Regions from separate parts of the Homo sapiens genome. Here region 1 is linked to region 2. Evidence: read pairs that join two places in POLR2A ChIA-PET (ENCODE). Cell type or tissue: B cell. All regions are shown on one strand. Each heading gives the region's core, and the rest is flanking DNA. Links, peaks and the distances in the headings are about the cores only.

Evidence for each region. ChIA-PET counts read pairs that join two places held together with the same protein. Peaks named below come from ENCODE experiments on the same cell type or tissue, not always from the same donor. Only the 100,000 strongest peaks of a DNase experiment are listed, where the experiment ranks them.
Region 1: POLR2A ChIA-PET joins it to region 2 with 6 read pairs; 2 of 35 experiments call an interaction of 5 or more read pairs at or near these places.

Annotation. Positions count from the first base shown.
Region 1 is chr11:8,335,937-8,340,855 of GRCh38, reverse strand. It overlaps a transcript of STK33 not described here. Among named protein-coding and RNA genes, the nearest start is that of LMO1, 75 kb to the right of the region's middle. RefSeq lists enhancers at 1,116-1,777, 1,877-2,692, 3,511-4,328. In B cell, for the core only: a CTCF peak has its summit at 2,614 (motif pointing left); a DNase peak (open chromatin) is centred at 2,595.
Region 2 is chr11:8,199,631-8,204,549 of GRCh38, reverse strand. No RefSeq gene overlaps it. Among named protein-coding and RNA genes, the nearest start is that of RIC3-DT, 33 kb to the right of the region's middle. RefSeq lists an enhancer at 1-51. In B cell, for the core only: no CTCF peak of the experiment used is centred there; a DNase peak (open chromatin) is centred at 2,339; H3K4me3 peaks cover 851 bases; H3K27ac peaks cover 2,624 bases.

The sequences.
Region 1 (4,919 bases), core at 627-4,626, 140 kb before region 2:
ACAAAACAAAAGCTAGGCCCCTCAAAGTTTGACCTGGGGCAAGACCCAGCTCTGCGAGCCTGTTTCCTTGGCTGTAGAACAGGGGTGCATAGAGCTCCAGTGCTCTCCAGTGCTCTCTGTGGGCTCACTTGCTGGGCCCTGCTGCATGTGTCATCACTCAGATGGGGATCAGGCTGGTGCTGGAAGGCAGCAGGGACTAGAGACATTGGAGCCCTGGAAGCTGGAGACCAGCTTCTGGTCCTGCTCCTACCTCTGGCCTGCATTGTACCTGGGACAAGTTACTTAGTTTCTCAGAGCTTCCCCAGCTGGAAAAAAAGGGAAGAGGATAATCACAGTTCAAGAGTCCACCTCTAGTGTCTTGCTCAAGGTCTGAAGAAAGGCTGTGTGATGCAATGGAGGAGGGGTTCTCCAGGAGTTCACTTATGTGAACAATATTTATTGAATATCATTTCATGGCAGGCACTGTTGTAGGAACTTGGACACATCGGTGAACAAAACCAAAGGTCCCTGCCTTGGGGACCTTAGGGCAAGGTCTCCCAAGGACCTTAGAGATCACCTAAGGCCAAGCCTGGATTTGGGGGCATTGAGTTGTACTAGACATAGAAGGAAGAACCTTGCCTTTCAAGTTGGAATTTGTAAATCAAGGGAAGCCCCTTCATTCCTTTCCTGAAAAAAGACCCCAGAGTTTATAAATTGTGTTTGCTCAAATAGAAGCAATCAGAGACCAGCCTGTTTCCAGGCTGTTGGAGGTACTCATTTGCATATGGATATGCTGTTTATGAACGCACTCCTATTCATTAAAGCAGGTTCCCCAAGGCCCTCAGCTGCTCAACAAGGTGCTGGTCGCGCGGTGCGCCTTCTGCGCAAAAGACGCTGTGCCCTCGGGTTCTGCACAAGCTCACCAGGGGCAGGGAGAAGGTAGGCGGGTCGGGTCAGGGCCAGGCAGAGCTGGAGAGAGAGGAGGTGAGGACTCACCTGGTGGAGGGGCGTGGTGAGGCGTGGTCAGGGAGGAGATGGGAAAGGAGACCCGGGAAGAGGTTGGGCTTGGAGGCTGTGTCCTGCCCCAGGCGGAGCCGGAGGTGGCTGCGGAAGCTTTAGTCCTCTCCCCGATGTGGCGACCACGGCCAGGTGACAACCTCCCACCCACCCTTGCCCTAGCTCTTGCAGCCCCCGCTGTAGAGAACGTCTGGGCTGGTCCCTGTGGCTGTGCACGGGTCAGCCCAGGAGGCTTCCCCTGGTCACCAGCCGGGCGCCTCTGCCGCCGAGCGCAGGGCCATCCCTGGCCTCTGTGCGCCGCCCTGCACCCTCTAAGCACACATCTTTCTAATGGGATTAGGCTTCACACGGGTCAGGAACAATTTATTATTCTGCTGGCTAGAGCCAAGTTTCCCTTTGAAAAATGGTTACTCCCGGAGTCGGCAATTACTTCAAAATAAATTTACCAAAGACAAAATTGTGCCTCTTGGGTCAGTAAACGACTTGCCTGTTTGGGGCTGAGGAGACAAGGTGTTTATTAAGGACCGCCTTCGTTTCCTGTGCAGGTTTTTCAGTTTGAATAATTGTCCAATTAAATATAATTTGGAAGTCGGTGCTAACCCCGTGCCTGGATTGCAGGAGGAAGAATCACTCGGAGGCGTGCATTAATAAATCCCTCGGAGCCCCATCGCTCCCCAAACCCCTCCTTTGGTTTAATTTTGAGGAATTTTTTTTGTCTTCCCACAGCCTATAGCCTTCCCTTTGGAAATGAGCCACTTTCCCCCAAAGAATTCCTGGGCCTTGCTTGCTTCCATCTGTCTGTCTGCTTCTCTCTAGCAAGCCGATGCATGGGGATTTTCAGCTGTGACCAGCAAAGTGATGCCGGGGCCTAAGGTCCATTTCTTTATGGGCCTGCACACTTGCAGGTTCATTCATTCAGTCAGTCAGTCAGTCGGTCAGTCATTCAACAAACACCCACTAAGAACTTACTTGGAGCCAGGCCCTGGGCTGTATGAGGACAAAAATCAGAGATTGTCCTGGCCCTCAAAGATGATTTGGCCCATTGAGAGAGAGAGGGACACATGAGAAGGCCATTGACTGTCAGACTGACAGAAGAAGGGGTCTTCTGGTTCTCTGGGTCACCTTTTCCACGTTGCAGATGGGGAAACTGAGGTGAGGAGATGGAAAAAGCCACCCAGGGAGTAACTGGGGAGTCAGGTATCCTTTGGCCAACCAGGGTGGTTTCTACAATAATTATTATACCCACCACCTGGCCTAGGGTATAGTAAGGGAGGTGCGTGGCAGCCCTGGGGTCCCCAGAGGTGGTTCCACCCTCTGGGAGTGGCTTGTGGGAGGCAGCTGAAGGCCCAGAGCATTGATGTGGCACCGTCCTGGCCGGCTGGGTCTGGTGGGGTGAAACACCCTCACAAGGGGCCTGTTCCTGATAACTGATAGGATCAGAGACATCGTCCTGGACATAGAAGCCATCTGTTCTGAGGCCAAAGCTAGGGCAGTCAGTGCCCAGGCCAAACCTCCGGCCCGGGGAATGTCTGGATCCTTTTTCTGGGAGCCTGCAGTGATCTGGAGCAGAGATGATCCTCCCTGGAGGATCGGGGCTGGGCATCCTGTGTGGCGCCCTCTGGAGGCTGGTGCCTGGATCACAGAAGCCGGTATGCTGGCCTTGGCCAGGCCCTGTGTATGGCCTGTGGTCACACACTGGACAATTTATTTGTTAATCACCCCTGTATACTGAGCACTATTCTAAGTACTGGTGCCACTATAGTGAACAAAAGGGGCAGAAGCCCCTGCTGACATGGAGATTTTAGTGAAGGGAGACAGACAACCAACACAAGCAAGGAAAAGAAACAGTATGTCAATTACGATGAGTGAGGTGCAGAAAGATAAAGTGTGTGGCGGTGGGGGCAGCACGGAATACGGGGGATGGGTTGCAATTTTAAATGGGGTGGCTCAAGAAAGTTTCCCTGAGAAGCTGCATTTGGGTGGAGACTGGAAGGTGAGGGCATGAGCCTTGGGGATGTCTGGGGGAAGAGCTTTCTATGTGTGGGAAGACAAATGCGAAGTCCCTGAAATGGAAATGTATGTGGCATACTCAGCCAAGGGTCAGGGCTGGAGTGGGGTGAACAAAGTGAGGACTGGGGGCGGGGGAGCGGTAGACGAGAAACGGTGGGAGGCACAGGAAGTGAGAGAGCAGGCTGAGGGCAGGGCCCCCCCCCCGCCCCCCGCCGTCGTCAAGCTCCCTCTGCCTGGCCCACGCTGCAGGCTGCCTCGTGGCTCCGTGGCTCCGCGGTCCCAAAGCCTCCCTGTAGGCCTGCAGTGGCCTCCTGGCTCCTCCACAGAAAGTGCTGGCTCTCAGGCAGGGTTGCTGAGTTCAGTGGGAAGTGGGTGGTGAGGAGGGCGCAGAAGCCCCCTAGGCCGGCCCTGTTGGCTGCCACCAGCATCCTTCCTCAGCCCCACAGGGAAGGAAGGAGTGGGATTTGTCTGCCCACATTCACAGCCATGGAGGTGATCCAGGTTGAAAGAAAATCAATAAGATGTGTCCATTTATGTGGCACAAAGGAAGAAAGGTCTGCAGACAGAAATAGGCCGGGAATCACACGCAGGCGACTTAATAAGACTTTTCCCCAGTCTGAAGAGGACGGTAATTTAGATTTGCCTTTGAACATCTCCTTTCTTGTGCCTCAATAACTCTCAGGATCAGCCTGCTTAGGAAGCAAGGGAAAGGAGATTGGCCGCCTTCTTAGAAGACAAGCCCGTTTGGGAAGGCCGCTTGCTCAGAGAAGTTCAAACACCAGCCTTGAGAAAAGATGAAAGTGCCTCGTCAGCACATCCTCGGCCCATTGATCACGATTGAGGCCTGGGCCTGGTGCATTTGGGCTGGAGCAGGACAATGAGAACAAGGCCAGGCTGCCAGGAGGCCTCCTCTGAGCCACGGTGGTGCAGGAGATCCTCATTACCGGCCTCGGGGCTTAGTGGCCAGGTGTGGGCAAGAGGCAGCCTGGCCCTGCCTGCAGAGCACTGGCCTTGCAGCCCGCGGGCCCCACAGCCACCGCCCAGCCTTAGCCCAGGAGGCAGACTGGCTCCCACCTCAGGTTGTGGCAGGCAGAACTCAGGCTGCCATCCTGCCCAAGCACAGATCCAATTTATCCGCTTACACCTGGAATTTCTGCCAAAGAAGTCTGGAGTGCCTGCAGAAAAAGGGGAAGGGCTAGGTCTTGTTCTCCTGAGGCTCTGCAGAGAGGGTCATAGCACCATTTGGCAGGGCTGGGCCACCCACTTTGTGCTGCCTGCGTGCACTTTCCTTACCTCGGCTGTTCACCTGACAGGAAAAACTAGGCTCCTGGAGTTTTAGGAAGCTGGGTGAGTCAGAAAAAGGCCCCTGGGCAGATTTTCTGTCCCTCTCCAGAGACCCAGCTCAAGTATCAGCTTTTCCATCTCCCCGTGAATGGCAAATACCCTGTCCTCACTGCCCCCACGGTGTCCTCTGATTCCTCACTCAAGGCTTTATTAGTTGTGCTGCCATTGTCCCACCCACTGCAGGCTCCTCCGGGGTGGGAACTCTAACCCCCAGCCCACAGCCTGGTGCCTGGCACGGAACAGGTGCTGTCGTTGTCTCCATTGGCCCTCCTTCCTCAGCTGGCAGGGCAAGAGGCCCGGGCCAGGTGGGGCCCCTGTGTCCAGTGGGGCCCCAAGGTCATACGAGGGCAGGTGAGCAGCAGGACCAGCTCGGGATGCCAGCCTCAAGCACCAGCCCAGGGCTCTTCCATCTCAGTGCCCTGGGGCCACCTCAGGCTCCAGCAGGACAGCAGGAAGGCCGGGAGCTAGAGTCGGGGGACTTCATCCCAGAGCCTGGTTTGCATTTGGCCATGAGCAAGTCCACTCTCCTCCCTCCCAGCATTCTCCTCTGTAGACCCAGCATGCTGGTC
Region 2 (4,919 bases), core at 484-4,483:
AAGCAACGGATGGCTCTAAGCTTAGGATTATGTTGTCCTCGGCAGATGACTGGGCAGGGCCTTGAACCCCAGAGCAAGTTAGGATGAAGTTATCAGGTCTGGGGTTCCAGGCAAGGACCAGATGGATGTGATTCTGAGTGAGACCAGAGTGAAGGGCTAGAGCTACTGAAGCTCTTCCTGCCTCCTGGGCCACATCCCAAGTTGCCCAGCTAATGTGATCAGTTCCTTCGTCTCCATTGTGAATCAGCAGCAAGGGCCCCATGTGATGTTCCTCCTGGGTCATTTACTTCTCTAGCAACAAGGGGTTTTCAGTGCACCCGCATCTGCATGGGAGGATTACCAGGCACTTCTAGAACTGCCAGGGCCTCAGGGGAAGCTCAGCCAAGTAGATTGACTGGTGCGGACTGTCGGAGTCACCAGCAATCAGCATGGGGAGGAGCAGAGCTGATGCTGCAGTCCCAACCAAATGGCCCTTTCATCTGTGCCCTCCTCGGGGCTCTCAGTGTATCAAAAGGCTGTTGAAGAATATCAAAGGCAAGCAACCATTATCCATCACTCTTCTAGGTTAAATAACTTCCATATTGATGTGTTCACGAGACTCTAATGAGGAAAATAGCCTTCTGTTAAGTAAGCAAACCATTGACCTAAGAACCCATGGGTTAGCCCAGGCCCTCACCTACCACGTGAGCAGTTAGCTTCTAAAGCTGCCCAGACACCAAAAATACGCCCTTCCTCCCCAACCACATATGTTCACGCATGTCACTTTGGCTCTCATGGGGCTCCTTGATCCCTCCCTGAGCAAGTGTGCTCCTTTGGACAACATGGGTTTGGCCCGTCTCACCAAATCCTGGAAACGGAGGCCAAAGGTACTCTTGTCCAGGCTAGAGTCCTGACCCCAACTCTCTGAGGGGTGCATGTGTGATCCCAGATCATGGATATTGCCCTGCACAAGCTGGTGCAAGAGCAAGATACCCTAGTCTTCCTTTCCTAGATCAAATCTGCTCTGGTCATGTTTCAGGAGGCCACTGGGTGCTGGCCCATGCTTGGAGTTGCTTCCACAGCCAGCTATTGGTGGGAGGGAGTGAAAGGCAACAACAGAACGTGGACATGGAGAGAGAGACATTGAGAGACTCAGAGACACACTTAGGAGAGAGGCAGAAAGAGAACTCGAGAGAGCCGGTTGGTTTGTGTGAGAGTGAGGGAGAGCTCTAATCATTGGTTCAATTATCTGAGACTCTACTTTGACAACCATAGAGACTTCCTGTGCCTATGACAACAATTGCCAGGATGGGAGTGGTGGTAGGTTGGGACTCTGCAGATTTTTCTGACTCCAAATTCCTATTGTGACCTTGAGTCTCTGGTTTCCTATGAGCTCAAAGTGGGTTCTTCCTTGAGCTCCTTCCTTGAGAGGGCTAAGCTTGCTCCCAACTCCCTTTGTCACCTGTTCTCAAAACACCAGATGATTGGGACCCTCAGACCAGTGTCCAAACCAGTTTTATAGATGAGCAAACTGCAGCTCAGGGTGTAACCGCTGCCAAGTGCACATTATACACGAGTTAGGTGCTGGGCCATGGCAGTCCAGGAATGGCCTCCCCGCTTTACCGTTAGTTATCTACCTGCTGCCCACTCCCTCACTCCCCTTACTCAACAGTCTCTGTGCCAGGGCAACCAGGCCCTATCACCAGAGGAAAGAAAGTTTCTGCTAACCTGAAAACAAGCCATAGGAGCAGGAGGCCCTGAGTGCGCCTGCGGAGTTTGGAGCTCCTTCAACTTCACGACTAATTGCAGAGAGGCAGTGGGCGGGCTCTTGGCAAGCAATTAGCTGTCCCACTGCATGAATAATTTGCATAGAAAATGCTTTATTTTGGCAATCTATTAAAGGGCCCACAGTGCTGTGGCTTATCTCAGTCTCACAGCAAGGAGAAGGCTTGGCTATCTCGTTAAGTTCTGTTGATGCATAACAATTTGAAATGGGCACAGGCTAGTATGACATTTAAAGATGCCTTCACTTAATTATATTACACAAACATAGGGTTGTTTATCCTTGGGAATAAAGTCTTTTTGAAGTCAAAGTTGGCATGTGCATAAAGGAGGGCGTTTTAACCGATTTTTCAAGAGGAAGCCTCCTCACTTCAAACTTGGGGGGTTGCATTTCCCTAGGGCCTCGTAACACAGAGGGTTCTATGGCTGAGATGCAGACTTTGAGATTGGCTCTCTAGTTCTTCTTATTTAGGGGTGGCCTACAGTTTGGCACTTAATACAATATTGCGGAAAGAAAAGCTTATTAGAGCAAGGAAAAGAGACTTGCTGTGTGACCTTGGGGGAGCCCCTCCTCTTTTCTGAGCTTCCATTGCCTCCTGTGCAACACGTGGGGTGGGACTTTCCTTCTCTAAAGCAATGACTGGCAAACCACATGTTCTGCTTTCACCTTGCCACTCCTCACATTGACTCTGTAAATTAAAATACAGCCTCTTTGTTAAAAGCCAAAGGGAATTCAGGAGCCCCATAGCACGCTTTCTAAGGACTAGAATATGCTGGAGGAGGGAGATGAGGAAAAATAGGAAGGGGCTTGCAGCTGCAGCAGGTGTTGGTACATTTTGCTCTGCCAAGTCAGAAGGCCCCAGGAGACTGCAGAGCTTGCAGCCTTGCTTCATTTCCTTGAAAACTAGGAATTGGGTCCTGATTGGAGGAAATGCAAGAGGAACCCTAGGGGCTTTGAGAAAATCCATGAAACCCTGAGAAGCCTGCCTTGCTCACAGGTTGCCCATGGAAAGCTGACAGATGCCAGATAGCTCTTCACCTCTAGGCACTGGAGCAGAGACCAGTGCTACCCTGGGAGGAGCTCTAGGCGCAGGGTTGGGTTGGCTGGTTTCTGGCAGACCAGAGTCTTTGTTGATTCCAGTGAAAGTGCTGCCTGAGTGGGTCATTTAACAGAAGAAGATATAATGAGAAGGAGGGCTTTGTTTAGGGCCCTGGCTTCCAGACACTGTGCTTCTCCTGGACTCAAGCTTTCTGGAAAACAGACTCTTATCCCACCTCCCTACTCCCTTCCTGTACCTCTAGGACTGAGGACTGCACTCAGAGATGACATGTTCATGCTTCTTCCTGTTTCTGGTGTATATATATTTATATATATATAAATATATATATTATATATAATATTATATATATAATATTATATATAATATATATTATATAATATATATATTATATATATTATATATTATATATTATATATAATATATATAAAAATATATAATATATATAATATAATATTTATATATCTATATATTTATTTGTGATTAATGGGCACATTATCGCTTATTAAGTATAGAGACAATTCCCACTTCATTATGATTTCCTATAAATAAAACCCTGTTAAAACAATGGAGAAGGCCGGGCGCGGTGGCTCACGCCTGTAATCCCAGCACTTTGGGAGGCAGAGGCGGGCGGATCATGAGGTCAGGAGATCGAGACCATCCTGGCTAACACAGTGAAACCCCGCCTCTACTAAAAATACAAAAAATTAGCCGGGCGTGGTGGCAGGCGCCTGTAGTCCCAGCTACTCGGGAGGCTGAGGCAGGAGAATGGCGTGAACCCGGGAGGCGGAGCTTGCAGTGAGCCGAGATCGCGCCACTGCACTCCAGCCTGGGCGACAGAGCGAGACTCCGTCTCAGAAAAAAAAAAAAAAAAAAAAAATGGAGAAAACATGAGTTAGCATTAATAGTTAGCTTTATATTTAAATAATGTGGATAACATTGCTTTGCATAAGAGCTAAAGAAATGCCAACTCCTAAACACAATTAGGTAGTTCCTTGGCTCGTGTTTAACTGTTGTCAATCACTGCCTGCTCTAACATGATTGTCCCCATGGGTAGTCTTGAGTAAAACCTATCCACTGAGTATGTTAATCTGGAGTCAAAATGTTCCTGGTGGTGCTAGAAAGAGCTTCCTATCTAAATGTTAGCATTACACAAACAGTTGAGTTGAAAGAACTGTTAGGCTTGTAGCATCTAAATAAAACAAAGCAAAGGTACCACTGACTGAGCAGTTTGTTCTATACCAACCACAGTACTAAGTACTTTGGCAAGTTAAACCATATGACATTGGTGTTTCTGTGGTTGAAAAATAGCTGAATGGTGGCAATTTCATATGGTTCAACCTAATATTACCTCATTTAATCCTTACCATACCCTTACTATTGTTATTATGCTTTCCATATTACAAAATAGGAAAATGAGGCACAGAGAAATTAAATAACTTAACCTCCAAATTACAGAGCAAGCAAGTGGAGCCAGGTGCCATCTTTTGAAGACCAAGAACTCTGATGTCATAGGCATCCAGCCCTGATAGTTTACCTTTTACAAAGAGTTCCCATAAGCACTTCACATGTTTTAGTGAACATGATTAAACTGAACCTGGTACATTTTGTATGCTCAATTATTGTTTATTAAATAAATAGGTGAATAAAGGATTGAGGCTCCAATATCAGAATGGTGTACAGGAACAGGCTGACTAGACACTGCTGAGCCACAGACATTCCTGGCCTGAGGCTCCTCACATTCTCTTCCAGTCTGGACCCCTCACACCAGGCTCATTCCCTGAGACAAATATTGGGGGCAGGGGCCAGGCATGGCTGGAGGAGTGTAGGGGGAAAGGGGAGATTGATCTATTGGGGGTGAGGGGCAGGCATGGCCGGAGGAGTGTAGGGGGAAAGGGGAGATTGACCCAGGATGGGAGGTCATTTGGAGGAGCAGAACAAGGGAGAGGATGGAGAGCAGAACCGTCATGCCATGAGCCACTGTTGTCAGGTGGGAGAGATAGAGCTCTTCTGAATCTGGATTCCCACTCCCACCCAGTCCAGCTGCAAACAGGCTGTAAAATGTCCACTAGCATTAGAGTCTCTGTGACACATCCCTCA